Linked DNA regions of Homo sapiens: region 1 is linked to region 2. Evidence: chromatin contacts called from ENCODE Hi-C or POLR2A ChIA-PET data. All regions are on one chromosome and are shown on one strand. The core of a region is the stretch at or near the end of the contact, and the rest is flanking DNA. Distances in the headings are between cores, read along the strand shown. Region 1 holds the start of TM7SF2 (transmembrane 7 superfamily member 2). Region 2 holds the start of SAC3D1 (SAC3 domain containing 1).

The links. Hi-C counts contacts between places; a loop is a spot of excess contacts on that map. ChIA-PET counts read pairs that join two places held with the same protein, here RNA polymerase II (POLR2A). Pooled maps may share reads with other maps.
Region 1: a map of B cell shows a loop between it and region 2 (5-fold over the local background). The contact joins the promoter of TM7SF2 here to the promoter of SAC3D1 in region 2. A Hi-C loop is called at or near these places in 9 of 168 maps with a recorded cell type or tissue (B cell, CD4-positive, alpha-beta memory T cell, CD8-positive, alpha-beta T cell and 6 more), 20 of 37 single-sample maps with no recorded cell type and 24 of 50 pooled maps. POLR2A ChIA-PET finds 5 or more read pairs at or near these places in 31 of 52 experiments (A549, A673, B cell and 25 more).

Annotation. Positions count from the first base shown.
Region 1 is chr11:65,109,522-65,114,258 of GRCh38, forward strand. It overlaps TM7SF2 (transmembrane 7 superfamily member 2), which reads left to right and starts at 2,351. Exons shown (of 10, transcript NM_003273.6): 1 at 2,351-2,546; 2 at 2,994-3,190; 3 at 3,290-3,344; 4 at 3,699-3,893; 5 at 3,970-4,073. The coding sequence starts at 2,495. It overlaps VPS51 (VPS51 subunit of GARP complex), which reads left to right. Exons shown (of 10, transcript NM_013265.4): 7 at 184-402; 8 at 961-1,082; 9 at 1,173-1,260; 10 at 1,806-2,341. The coding sequence ends at 2,066. RefSeq lists enhancers at 606-1,533, 1,534-2,459, 2,156-2,450, 2,373-2,482, 2,553-2,602 and silencers at 1,292-1,467, 2,733-3,162.
Region 2 is chr11:65,039,252-65,043,502 of GRCh38, forward strand. It overlaps SAC3D1 (SAC3 domain containing 1), which reads left to right and starts at 1,959. Exons shown (of 2, transcript NM_013299.4): 1 at 1,959-2,615. The coding sequence starts at 2,042. SNX15 (sorting nexin 15) reads left to right here. Exons shown (of 8, transcript NM_013306.5): 8 at 435-1,321. The coding sequence ends at 541. It overlaps ARL2-SNX15 (ARL2-SNX15 readthrough (NMD candidate)), which reads left to right. Exons shown (of 11, transcript NR_037650.2): 11 at 435-1,321. RefSeq lists silencers at 1,878-2,557, 2,578-2,627.

The DNA.
Region 1 (4,737 bases), core at 1,101-3,600, 71 kb after region 2:
GGGAATGGTGTTGCTGGGAATGCAGATGGCTGGACAGTGCCCTCATGGCCAGACCCCAGACCAGCTGCCTGTGTGTACCCCAGCCTCCACCTTGCCCAATCTGTGCCCAGCTCCTGGTTGGCAGTGGCCCCTGAGCTGCCCCCACCATACCCACTCCCTCTGTCCTCTGCCTCCTTGGCTCAGGATCAGTTCCCAGTGACGCCCGTGAGCACGCTGTGTGCAGAGGCCAGGGAAACGGCGCGGCGGCTGCTGACCCACTACGTGAAGGTGCAGGGCCTGGTCATATCACAGATGCTGCGCAAGAGCGTGGAGACTCGCGACTGGCTCAGCACTCTGGAGCCCCGGAATGTGCGGGCCGTCATGAAGCGGGTGGTGGAGGATACCACCGCCATCGACGTGCAGGTGCTGCCCAGGCTGGCCGGGGTAGCCCTGACGCAGGCTGGGGGTACTGTCCCTTCAAGAGGGGCTGGGGCAGCAGAGGATCACTGGCAGTCCCTGCCTGGAGGAGGGGACATGTGTATCTGGGCTTCTCACGGGGCCAGTTCTGTAGCCAGGGCGTCCGTGAGGGAACCCCAGGGGAACAAGTCTCCAAGGATGAAGACCAAACGGGCTGGGGAGTGCCTATGTCCACGGTCTTGTTCCTTCTCAGCCCAGGATTATGACATCTTCGCCCCTATTTTACCTGTGGAGAAGCAGAGGCTCAGGGTTACCCAGGAAGTCAGGGCAGGGTTGGTGCTGGTGCTGAAGATTAGACCTCAGACCAACTCTTGTATCCTGCCTTTGCCCCACTCCACTGGTTCTATAAATAGCGACCATGTACCTACTAAATAGCGGGCCCCGCGGTGATTACCCTGTGATCCTTGTGATGCTTGAGTAGCTGACTTAGGGCATCCTCAGCACCGATGGGCTGGTGGTTTCCCCTGACTCGGGCCTCCTTGCAGTACCTCTTTTTACCACCAGGTGGGGCTCCTGTACGAAGAGGGTGTTCGCAAGGCCCAGAGCAGCGACTCCAGCAAGAGGACTTTCTCCGTGTACAGCAGCTCTCGGCAGCAGGGCCGCTACGCCCCCAGCTATACCCCCAGGTCTGGCTGGTCAGGGGAGCCCCAGGGGGAAGGGACAAAAGAGGGCGAGGGTGCAGGGCGGGCTCTGATTCCTTGTCTTCCCCAATCCAGTGCCCCGATGGACACCAACCTCTTGAGCAATATCCAGAAGCTATTCTCTGAACGTATTGATGTGTTCAGCCCTGTGGAGTTCAACAAGGTCCGACTTCCAACGTGACTCAGACTTCCAGGGATCCCGGGGAGGGTTGGCTGGAGCAGCCCCACACCTGCCCAAGGAGCCCCAGGACTCTGTGACCAACTGGGGGTGACCCTGACCCTCCAGTCTCTGTCTCTAGGGCTGTTTTTAGGTAGTACAGAGTGCCCTGCCTCCAAATCCCACAGCCCTTGTCCCAGTCTTGGTGTATGCCCAGCCTGAGTCTGGGTGCTGACCTGGGATTACTGTTTGCCCTTGTCCTTATCCCCACAGTAGTCTTGGGTCCTCCCCAGGGTTTTCTGTTCACCCATGGTCCCTGCCCCGCCTCACTCCAAGCTCAGGGATGCCTCTGATTGCTGGGCCCTACCTGTCCCCTGCCCTCCAGATGACGGCGCTAATATTGTATCCCTCCCTTCTTATCTGGCCCCGGAGACTTTCTGCCTCATCCCAGCTACTTCCATCGTATGTCTCCCGGGCCCCTGCTTGGAACTTGGGTGTCCCCCACACACACCTGCAGTCCCCAAGCTGCATCCCTGTGTCCCTGCCTGCAGGTGTCGGTGCTGACCGGCATCATCAAGATCAGCCTGAAGACGCTGCTGGAGTGTGTGCGGCTGCGCACCTTTGGGCGCTTCGGGCTGCAGCAGGTGCAAGTGGACTGCCACTTTCTGCAGCTCTACCTGTGGCGTTTTGTGGCCGACGAAGAACTCGTGCACTTGCTGCTGGACGAAGTGGTGGCCTCTGCTGCCCTGCGCTGCCCAGACCCTGTGCCCATGGAGCCCAGTGTGGTTGAGGTCATCTGCGAGCGCGGCTAGGCGCAGCCGCTGCCATGCACCGGTCTGTCCCTGCACCCCATGGCACCCAGGATCTGGTCTCGGTGGTCCTTCCCCGCAGGCAGGTGTCAGGACCGGCCTAATAAACATGTGTGGCCTCCTCCTCTCGCTTGCTGGGCGGGCCTTTCCGGGGGCGGGGTTTTGAAGCTGAGGCTTCTGAGGCGCCCGCGTCGGGTCCGCCCCCGAGCGCCGATTGGCTGGTGTGCTGGGCCCAGCATGGGCAGGGGGCGGTTCCACTTAAAAACCCTGGGACGAGAGCGGTCCTTGTCTGCGTTCCGTGTCCAGGCAGGTGCAGGCGCCGCGGGGCCGGATCCTCCGCGCGGCCGAGTCCATCTCCTGGGAAATGGGGCGGACAGTGTTTCCTTGACTGACTATTGTGAGCGCCCTCTCTCTCCGGCGGAGCGGAGACCATGGCCCCCACTCAGGGCCCCCGGGCCCCGCTGGAATTCGGAGGGCCCCTGGGTAATGGGGCAGAGAGATGGGACCTGGGGCAAAGGCTAAGCGAAGGAGAGCTGGAGCGGGTGAACTAAGAGCGGGGGCGAGATCTGAGGATGGAAGGCTTTGGGGGTGTCGGAGGCAGAGGGACCCGGGGGTTTGCAGCGAAGGGTGTCTGGAGAGGGAGAGCTGAGGAGGGGCCGGTTCTGGGGGCTGCAGAACGGGGATTTATGGTGTCGACTGGGAGCAGGAGGAGGGTCTTCGAGGGGCCTGGGGGCGGGGGACTAAGATGGACGCCTGGGAAGGGAACTGGGAGGCAGCGGGGTGCCTGGGGGCCGAGGGCTGAGGACGGGGTGCGGAGGCGCACTCTGGGAATGCCGAGAGGGTCCCGCAGAGACGTCAGGGCGCCCGTGCGGGCCGGCGGGGAGCTGGGGGGCTAGGGGCGGACGCCCGACGTGATGGCCCTTCCCGCAGGCGCCGCGGCTCTGCTACTGCTGCTGCCCGCCACCATGTTCCACCTGCTCCTGGCGGCCCGTTCGGGCCCCGCGCGCCTGCTGGGTCCACCCGCGTCCCTGCCGGGGCTGGAGGTGCTGTGGAGCCCACGGGCGCTGCTGCTGTGGCTCGCCTGGCTCGGCCTGCAGGCGGCGCTCTACCTACTGCCGGCGCGCAAGGTGCGGGCCCCGCTCGCGGACGCTCGGGGGAGGGAAGCGAATGGGCTCGGCGAGGGAAAGGACGCCCCGGGCCTTATCAGAGCCCCCTTGGACCCGCAGGTGGCCGAGGGGCAGGAATTGAAGGACAAGAGTCGCCTGCGCTATCCTATTAACGGTGCCTAGGGGACGGGCCCTCGCGCTGGAGTTAAGCGGCCGGGGGTGGAGCTCCAGGCCTAGCGGGGAGGTCCACGGAGATTGGCCCCCACCCCAGGCTCCTTTGTGTGCCTCTGTTACGCCCAGGACAGACGCCGGGGGCTCTCCCTATGCCCCTCGTCCCCACAGCCTTACCCCATTTACTGCTACTCCGTGCACCACAGCAGTGGCTGGGGTGATCCTCTGAAGGCCAGGGTGGCAGCCTAATGCTTGGGGCAGGGTCTGTGGCCCCCCTGAGTTTTGGGCTCTGCGTGTGTTTGCGGGGTGGGGATGTGGAGGCGCGCAGCCCCAGGGCTCACTGTGCGCTGTGGTTCAGGCTTCCAGGCCCTGGTGCTGACAGCCCTGTTGGTGGGGCTGGGGATGTCAGCGGGGCTGCCTCTGGGGGCGCTCCCGGAAATGCTCCTGCCCTTGGCGTTTGTCGCCACCCTCACCGCTTTCATCTTCAGCCTCTTTCTCTACATGAAGGCGCAGGTAGCCCCAGTTTCGGCCCTGGCACCTGGGGGGAACTCAGGTGAGAGGGGTCCTGGGGTGGAGACGGAGGCAGATTGGGGCGTCTGCCTGTACATTCACTCTCCAATATTCTCCAGGCAATCCGATTTACGACTTTTTTCTGGGACGAGAGCTCAACCCTCGTATCTGTTTCTTCGACTTCAAATATTTCTGTGAACTGCGACCCGGCCTCATCGGCTGGGTATGTTGGGCTTGACTGAGCTGGCCTCAGGCCAGGGGGAGGGTTAGGGTGGGTGAGCAGCGCTTGGGCAGGGCAGGGCCAAAACTGTGCAGATGCGAGTCATTAACCATTCATATTCCACAAACATTTGTTCAATCCACCTGTGCCTAGGTACTGGGAGACAAAAATAAAGTTAGAGGCAAAAAAGCATCTTTGCTGCAGAGAGCCTACATTCTGGTGGGAAAGACAGAAAAAAATAAGTAAAATATATACAGCATGTCAGGGATGACGTTAGGAGAGCACGTGCAATTCTCAACAGCAGTCAAGCACAGAATCTATTTCCAGGGAGTGACCGCATGCTGCTTGATGGTCAAGGCAGTGCAGAACCTGAAATTGATCGCTGGGGTTAGCAACCTACCCGTCACTAGTGGCCTTGACAACATTCCAACTGTGATCTCTGGTTCTGTGGCCAAGATTACCCAAAGAAACTCTTGGGCAAGGCCTCTCCTGTTGCCCTGGAAATTATCTTACCCGAGGCAGGAGTGCCAGGTGCCCACCCTGGGTCTGGGTCCTGGCCTGATGACAGGCACATCTGAGGACACTTCCTCATCTTTGAGATGTGATAAAATTAAAGCTTTCTCCTAAGATTACTGGGAAGATTAGAAGAGGTAATCTTTATGATAGA
Region 2 (4,251 bases), core at 709-3,208:
CTCGCTCTGTCGCCCAGGCTGGAGTGCAGTGGCACAATCTTGGCTCACTGCAACCTCCACCTCCCAGGTTCAAGCCATTCTCCTGCCTCAGCCTCCTGAGTAGCTGGGATTACAGGCACGTGCCACCACGCCCAGCGAATTTTTGTAGTTTTAGTAGAGATGGGCTTTCACCATGTTGGTCAGGCTGGTCTCGAACCCCTGACCTCGTGATCCACCCACCTCGGCCTCCCAAAGTGCTGGGATTACAGGCGTGAGCCACCGCGCCCAGCATGGCCTCAGTTTTCTTATTTGTAGACTGAGGAGAATGGATGCTGGGCCCCAGAGAGGAGGGAAAAGCACATGGTGATGCTCTGCGAATTGTAAAGGACCCGACCAGGGGTTCTGACCAGGCCAGTGGTGCCCAGGTGCCTCAGCTGAGCATTCTCTCTCCACAGGTGACCCGTTGCCTGCCCGCCAGGAAGGTGTGAAGAAGAAGGCAGCTGAGTACCTGAAGCGGGCAGAGGAGATCCTGCGCCTGCACCTGTCTCAACTCCCACCCTAACAGGGAGTGGGCCATTCCCTGGGACTCTCGCTCCTGCACTGCCAGCCCCTTCTCCTCTCCCCAGGGCCTGGCCCTACCTCCTGGTCTTGTAATTACAGGAGCCATTTCTGTAGGTAACTGGACCAAGAATGAGAAAAATAATGAATTCTTAGCTCCCTGATTACACCTGCCACCTTGGAATCAAGGACTCACACTTCTGACCCTGCCTGTCTTTTTGGGGTTTTTTTGAGTTGGAGTCTCGCTGTGTCGCCCAGACTGGAGTGCAGTGGTGGGATCGCGGCTCACTGCAACCTCCACCTCCCAGGTTCAAGCAGTTCTCCTGTCTCAGCCTCCCCAGTAGCTGAGATTGCAGGCACATGCCACCACGCCCAGCTAATATTTTGTATTTTCAGTAGGGACGGGGTTACACCATGTTGGCCAGGCTGGTCTCGAACTCCTGACCTCAAGTGATCCACCCGCCTCAGTCTCCCAAAGTGCTGAGATTACAGGCATGAGTCACTACGCCCGGCCCATGTCTGTCTGTCTTGATGTGTGAGCAGCAGCTGTGGTCATTAAACCATTAGTTTACCCCTCTAGAACTGGGGTCTGCAAACTCCCACCTGCAGCCAAATCTGGCCCACCTCCTTTTTAATGTAAGGGCTGTGAGAGTGGTTTTTACTTTTTTTAATGATTAAAAAAATCAAAATAATATTCTGTGACAATGACAGGTGAAATTTATATGTGACAAGTGAAAATTATATGAAATTTAAGAGTCCATAAATAAAATTTGTTGGAACACAACCAGGCTAATTCATTTAGTATTGTGATAGCTGCTTTCGCGCTACACTGGCAGTTGAAACAGTTGCAGAGTTGAGTCTTTGCCGCCTGCAAATCCCAAAACATTTACAACCTGGCCCTTTGCAGAAAACATTTGCTGGCCCCTGAGCTAGAAAATAGGGAGCATAGTCTCAGGGAAATAGAGGACAAGCCGATGGAGCCGGTTTATTGGGTGGAAGGGACGAAGGAGAGGAACCCAAAGCCCGGGTACTTGTCTCAGAGGCCCCAAAGCCAAATCCTGATTGCTCAGCGGGCTGGAAGGCGTGGCCTCAGCCCCGCCCCGCCCCGCCTCACCACAAAGCGGTTGGTTGCGGCAGGGACTACACCGGTGTATCATGGGAGCGGCCCGGGCTACACGTTAAAAACACTAAGGGGAGCGCGCGAAGCTGAACTTGGCGCTCGATGGGGGCCGTTAGCCGCCCTAGAGCGCGCGGAGCCGCAGAGGCGTAGCTGGACTACAACGCAGTGCATCTCGGGAGGCCAACTCGACTGGACTGGGTGAGAGGACAGAGGTGGCTCGATGGGCGGCCCGAAGGCCGGGGATCATGGCGGGAAGGCGGGCCCAGACAGGTTCAGCCCCGCCCCGACCCGCCGCTCCCCACCCCCCGGCCGGCCTCGCGTGCCTTCCCGCAGCACTGCCGTCCCCGGGATGCTGAGCGCCCACCGTCTCCCCGCAGCCCCCTCATGCCCGGCTGCGAGCTGCCCGTGGGCACCTGCCCGGACATGTGCCCGGCCGCCGAGCGCGCCCAGCGCGAAAGGGAGCACCGCCTGCACCGCTTGGAGGTGGTGCCGGGTTGCCGCCAGGACCCGCCCCGCGCGGATCCGCAGCGCGCGGTGAAGGAGTACAGCCGACCCGCCGCCGGCAAGCCCCGGCCCCCGCCCAGCCAGTTGCGTCCGCCCTCCGTGCTGCTGGCCACCGTGCGCTACCTGGCCGGTGAGGTGGCGGAGAGCGCCGACATCGCCCGCGCCGAGGTGGCCAGCTTCGTGGCAGACCGCTTGCGAGCTGTGCTCCTGGACCTGGCGCTGCAGGGAGCGGGCGACGCCGAGGCAGCTGTGGTGCTGGAGGCGGCGCTGGCCACGCTGCTGACCGTAGTGGCGCGGCTCGGGCCCGACGCGGCGCGGGGACCCGCGGACCCGGTGCTGCTGCAGGCCCAGGTGCAGGAGGGCTTCGGCTCGCTGCGGCGCTGCTACGCGCGGGGCGCCGGGCCGCACCCCCGCCAACCCGCCTTCCAGGGCCTCTTTCTGCTCTATAACCTGGGTGAGTCGGGATCCTGGCGGCTGGGCAGAGCGTGGGGACAGGAGCCCACCATGACAGTGGAGGTAGGGAAAGGAAGGATTAGCTTTAACATCTCACCATTAGCCCCCTCCCAGGACAGCACAAGATCCACCGAGCCCCGACGTGGGACCTCGGGCCCATCTCTGGGTCTTAGTTGTCTCAGGAATAAAAGTGGAGGGGGCAAGGGTGGAAAGGGAGAATTGGTCTAAATAGTGATTTTCAAACTTTTTTTTTTTTGAGTCTCGCTCTGTCGCCCAGGCTGGAGTGCAGTGGCGCGATCTCGGCTCACTGCAACCTCCGCCTCCCTGGGTCAAGCGATTCTTCTGCCTCAGCCTCCTGAGTAGCTGGGATCACAGGCGCGCGCCACCACACCCAGCTAATTTTTGTATTTAGTAGAGACGGGGGTTTCACCATGTTGGTCAGGCTGGTCTCGAACTCCTGACCTCGTGATCCGCCCACCTTGGCCTCACAAAGTGCTGGGATTACAGGCGTGAGCCACCGCGCCCGGCTGATTTTCAAACTCTTTTAACCTCCCCGCCCAGTCAGGGTTACCAAGCAAACAAGAACACATATGCCCACGAATATACCTGAGACAGAAGTTTAAGGCATTAGAGATACTTTCTATGGGCGATGCATTCCAATAAACTCTTATTATTTGTTTCTTTCTTTGTTTTTGAGACAGAGTCTAGCTCTGTCGCCCAGGCTGGAGTGCGGTGGCATGATCTTGCCTAACTGCAACCTCCGCCTCCCGGGTTCAGGCTATTCGCCTGCGTCAGCCTCCCAAAGAGCTGGGACTACAGGCGTGCACCACCACACCCGGCTAGTGTTTGGATATTTAGTAGAGACAGGCCAACACCATGTTGGCCATGCTGGTCTCGAACTCCTGACCTCAAAATGATAGCTCACCTCTGCCTCCCAAAGTGCTGGGATTACAGGCGTGAGTCACTGCACCCGGCCTGTTTGTGTTTTTTGAGACAGGGTCTCACTCTTGCCCAGGCTGGAGTACAGTGGCTTAATTATAGTTCACTGCAGCCTCAACCTCGTGGGCTCAAGGGATCCTTCTGCCTCAGCCTTCCAAGTAGCTGGGACCACAGATGTATGCAATCACACCCGGCTAACTTAAAAAAATTTTTTTTGTAGAGATGGGATCTCGCATGTTGCCACTCGAATTCCTGGGCTCAAGTGATCCTCCTGCCCCACCCTCCCAAGTAGCCGGGTGTGGCCATCATGCCCAGTGAATGGTTTATTTTTGTCCACACTGTTCCTCTGAAGAAGGCATGGTAATTATCCCTGGTCTAGTGGGGGAAGAAATCGAAGCCCAGGGTGGTGAGGTGACTTGCCTGTTGACACAGCACTGGTTAACAGTAGTAGTGGCAGGACCATGATTTTCTTTTCTTTTAATTTTTTAAAATTTATTTTTATATAGGGATTGGAGTCTTGCCATGTTGACCAGGTTGCTCTCAAACTCCTGGGCTAAAGTGATCCTACCGCGTTGGCCTCCCAAAGTGCTGGGATTACAGGCATGAGCCACTGTGCCCAAATAAGCTCTGTTCTGGCTGGGCCCTCTCTACTAAAAATGCAGAAATTAGCTGGGTGTGGTGGTGCATACCCGTAATCC